Regions from separate parts of the Homo sapiens genome. Here region 2 is linked to region 1. A link is an interaction called in ENCODE POLR2A ChIA-PET data of the cell type or tissue named here. Cell type or tissue: CD4-positive, alpha-beta T cell. All regions are shown on one strand.

The links. ChIA-PET counts read pairs that join two places held together with the same protein. Peaks named below come from ENCODE experiments on the same cell type or tissue, not always from the same donor. Only the 100,000 strongest peaks of a DNase experiment are listed, where the experiment ranks them.
Region 2: POLR2A ChIA-PET joins it to region 1 with 8 read pairs; 3 of 35 experiments call an interaction of 5 or more read pairs at or near these places.

The regions. Positions count from the first base shown.
Region 1 is chr10:22,687,450-22,689,949 of GRCh38, forward strand. All of the region lies in intron 1 of PIP4K2A (phosphatidylinositol-5-phosphate 4-kinase type 2 alpha), which reads right to left. Among named protein-coding and RNA genes, the nearest start is that of PIP4K2A, 26 kb to the right of the region's middle. In CD4-positive, alpha-beta T cell, no CTCF peak of the experiment used is centred here; no DNase peak of the experiment used is centred here; H3K27ac peaks cover 459 bases.
Region 2 is chr10:22,803,867-22,806,366 of GRCh38, forward strand. No RefSeq gene overlaps it. Among named protein-coding and RNA genes, the nearest start is that of PIP4K2A, 91 kb to the left of the region's middle. In CD4-positive, alpha-beta T cell, no CTCF peak of the experiment used is centred here; no DNase peak of the experiment used is centred here.

The sequences.
Region 1 (2,500 bases):
AGACCTCATGTATTAACATGAGGCCTAGAGTTCATAAAACTGTATTGGGGATTTTTGTTAAATAAATAGGTTTTAGTTACTCGTTACGAAAGCAGACACACACACACACACACGCATACACATGCAAACACACACACAAATTAACTACCATCATCCTTTGAGATCAGTGGACAACCGGTTGCAGGAATCCCTCAGGACACCAAAATCCGCAACGATCAAGTCCCTGATACAAAATGACGCAGCTTTGCATATAATCTGCACACATCCTCCTGGATACTCTATATCATTTCTATAATCCCAAATATAAAGTAAATGCTATGTGAATAGTTATATTGCATTTTTAAAAAATCTGTATTATTCTCATTGTTACATTATTATTTGTTTTTCTCCCAAGTATTTTCGATCTGTGGTTGGTGGGATCTGCAAATGCGGAACATGCAGATACAAAGGGCCTACTTTGTGCGAGATCATTGATAGATGAATTTGCTTCACTATAGTCACTATTATCTCTGTGAATCCCATAGCATCATGTTGTAAACCTCAAATATACAGAGTAAAATTAATTTTAGAAAAAGAAATAGGGGAAAAAATGAAGAGAAAGTACACCATAGGTCAAATCTTCACACAGACAGGAGACCCCACAGCATGAACTGAAACATCTCACCTGAAAATGTATTCAGTTCACATTTTATTAGAGACGAGTAAAGGGTCCACCAAAGTGACAATAATCTGAAATATTTTTAAAGAAGAAAATTTTCTGAATACAGTAAGAAAGCGACATGAAGAAAAAAGAAAACTGGTAACACTGAGTAACTTACGTACAGTATCAGGAGAGGACAGGATTCTATACAGACTCAAGATGAAGGACTATAGCTAATAAACCTGCGCACATTCTCAGGTGTCTGGCACAAAGTTAAGAACCATTTACAGAATTTCCTTACGTGGTTCTTTGATAGTAGTGACAGTATCTGGTGGGAAAACCACAAAGTATCTAAAAGCATGAAATACTGATTGACTGATTAAGACAGGGTCTTCCTCTGTCGCCCAGGCTGGAGTACACTGACACCATCTTGGCTCACTGCAGCCTTGACCTCCTGGGCTCAAGTCATCCTCCCACCTCAGCCTCCCGAGTAGCTGAGACTACAGGCACTCACCACCATGCCTGGTTAATTTTTTTATTTTTCATAGAGATGGGGTCCTGCTACGTTGCCTAGGCTGGTCTTGAACTCCTGGGCTAAAGTGATCCTCCTACCTCAGACTCCCAAAGTGCTGAGATTATAGGCATGAGCCACCGTGCCCAGCTGAAATGTTTTACTCACAGAAGTTGTGACATTTCAACAATATTAGGTCTTCAGTTCATAATATTTTTTATCTGGTACAATTAGTGGTTTATTATTAGACTGGATAACGGGGTGTTCCTATTACCATTAAGTTCCTTACATATATGCATACCCAGAGCCAAGGGTAAAAGGTCTGGGCTTGTTATAATTTATCACCCATCTCAAATAATTGGCTATCATCAAGAATTAGATTCATGCAAGGAATCACTTAAAGATTCATTTGTCTGTCACATTAAAAACACTAACCTATCTTTTTCTTCTTCCTTAGCAGATTTTTCTTCGAGGAGCACAAGGGTGGGTCTGGTGGAACTCTTCAGGAGCTAGGGTGTCGGAGGTGGGGGACTAGCCCTGGTCCCACTGTCCTTCCTCCCCTCCTCACTCCCCAAGCTGCCCCTCACCCCCTCTCTTCTCCTTGGGAGCAATCCCCCATCTCCATGCTTGTGACACACACTGAGCTTACTTCTGAGCACTCAGTTAATAAAGGCCTGTACATTGAAAAATATTTTTAAAAAACAACAACAAAAAAACACTGCTCTGCTATGTCATTAATCACCTAGATGAAGCCCACACAACAGGTCCTCCATATTTTCAGGTTCCGCATCCGATGGAAAATGTAACTAGGCCTACCATGGTTGCAGCTATACTGAACATGTACAGACTTTTTTTCGTGCCATTATTCCCTAAACAACACAGTATGGCAACTATGTACATAGCACTTACATTGTATTAAGTACTATAATCTAGAGACAGAATTTAAAGCATGCAGGAGGATGTGCACAGTATAAATGCAAACATCATGCCATTTTGTATCAGGGACTTGAGCATCTTCAGGATTTTGGTATGGGGAGTGGTCCTGAAACCAATCCCTCACAGATACTGAGGGATGACTGTAAACAGATTTCAAGGTGCATGACAGTAAAGGAATGGATGGCTTCAATTTGGAATTGTAAATAATGCATACAGGTATTACTGCAAAGAAAGTGGAAACATATGAGAACAACCAACCATAGCATAATCACTGCAAACTGATGGTTGTTGCCACAACACCTTGCGATGTCTTTACCAACTGCTCAAGTTTTTCTTTAGCAACATTTTCATGTCACAAAAGACTGATGCACAAAAGCAAGGTCCCTGTAAGGACATCACTGAATAAGGCTGGA
Region 2 (2,500 bases), 120 kb after region 1:
AGGAAGTTGCTTTTCCTTTTGCCAAATGATCCAAATAATGTGTGGTTCAAGGTGATTGTTCTTCCAATCCTCCAGGTGCCTAATCTTGTAGGGCACACAACCTTTTTCCACGGGGCTTTATTCTGAGGAAGATTCTTTTGTGAATCAAGATACAGCTGCTATAACTTGAGAAAGTGTAATAAGACCCCTTGGGTGAGCCATTACTTTTGAGTGAAGAAGGTAGTACTGAAGATGAAATGCAGTGAGTTCACCGGCATCTGCGTCTGCTGCTGCCTGGCTCATCTAGGGTCCTAGGATTGCTACTTGACCACAATTCAGAAGATACCAAGAAGAACTCAAAGAAATGTATCATTCAGTTAATTTTCACATTAGCTTACCAGCTTCCAAATAATATAAACAAGGTGGATGGTGTAATTAAAGTGTCAACAAGATTTTAGAAAATGTATAGTTCATGGCACTGTGCTAGGAAAACATTACTCGTGTAGGTCTGTGGGTAAATATTTTACTAATATTTACCTAATAGTAAAGTTGTTATGCCCACTTTAGCTCCCTATTGATTTGGAAGACAGAGGATATTTTAGATGAAATGTATAAACAAAGGCAAATCTTGATTTGGATTCCTTTTTTTTTTCTTTTTCGAGACAGGGTCTCACTTTGTCATCCACAGTAGTGTGCAGTGGCGTGATCATAGTTCACTGCAGCCTTGACTTTCTGGGCTCAAGTGATCCTCCCACCTCAGCCTCCTAAGTAGCTGGTACTACAGGTACATGCCACCACTCCTGGCTAATTTTTTTTTTCTTATTTTTTTGTAAAGACAGGGTCTTATTGTGTTGTCCAGGCTGGTCTCTAACTAAAAGGCTCAAGCAATCTGCTTGCCTTGGCTTCCCTAAGGGCTGAGGCTACCATGCCCGACTTTGATTCAGATTGTTAGTGAATATCAGAAGGTTCATACAACCTTTATCATTCAGCATCATGCATTGTAGACATATACTTTTAAACAATCAAAAATAAGAAACCTGGAAAATAGAATTTTCTTGAAAAACATCTCCAGTAGTGCGAGGGACACATATTTTGTGATCACCGTCTGCTAAGGTGTATTTGCAGGTCTTCCTTTTCCCTCTTGCAATTGCTCCCTGTGTTTCCTTGTGAAGCTGTGTTACGTGAGCCCAAGCAGAGATTCCGCCTAGGTATTCTATTAGCTTTTACAGTAACCAGTGTGTAGAAAACACAAATGACGGAAGTCATTGCTTTTAAAGCCCTTCTCACAAATGAATTTCCTTTGGAGACGCAATATCCCAGGAGCATAATAGATTTTCCTCTCCCTTCTTCCATTTGAACAGACACGTTCACAGCTAACTAATCAGTTGCAATTCTAATCTATATTTCTGATTTGTTTACATGCATCATGCAGGCTGGCAATCTTTTGAATTTAAATGTGACTTAAAGTAAAATAAAATAAACCACAAGTAAATGACACAGAATTGCTAACAGTAGGAACTTTGTTTACATTCCACATTCTGAAAATATTTTGTTCAGCTGGCTAGGGAAACCACATGGTGGAGACAGACTGGGTGAGGATTTGGTTTACTGCCTGGCTGGAATCAGGATGGAAAAAGGGATGGCATGTGATATGGCTGTCTGTCACCTCAAATCCAGAGAAAGAACACATTCTCAGCACACATGTGATCTGTGCTTTAACAGAAGAGCTCTAATAATCCTAGCCAGATCATCACGTGCGCCTGGCACTGGGCCAGAACAATATGCCAGTCTATTGGAGTATTCAGATAATAACCGTCTCTTCATTTCTGCAGTCATCAGCAGGTGCTGCTTCGTACATGACTCTCTTGGAGTCTGTTTGTTCTGCAAGTCCTTTGTTCCTGCCTACTTTCTGAAATTATCCTCTAATACAGTCCTATTTCTCCCTTCCCACCTACATTTGAAGGTTTATTGAGAGGCTTTCGTATTCTTGTTGGTCTCGCTGCCTTTCCCAGATGATGACTCCAGCTCAATTAAATGAAACTTAGCAATAGCTGAGGAATGGTCACTAAAGGGACAAGATGCATTGAAAACACACAGATGCCCTTTAACGTGGGCTCTGTCCTCCAGAGCAGAACATTGCAGTGAATGCACCTGTACCAGGGTGCATCCTGGTACAATTACTTGGTGTAAGAAATGAGAAAGAAGGCAGGAATGGAGATGAAGACAGAATTTAGAAGGGAAGAATGAGATTTTAGCAGGCCAGTTCTAATAGCAGATGCTCCTAAGATGCAACTCAGAAAATTAGTTATTTCATTATCCCTTTGTTAGGAATATATTGCCCACATGAAGAGAACCAAAGGAAAAAAAAATTTTTAGAGATGTAAGGACACTGTTCACATTGTTGTTGTCTTTTTTTTCTTTGAAAAAACAAGTCTCCTTAAGCACATGTGTACCTTGGGATCTCATCAAGGAACTCATCCTGCTTAGGGATTTCAGGAGCTCCAACAGAGAGTGCTTGGAG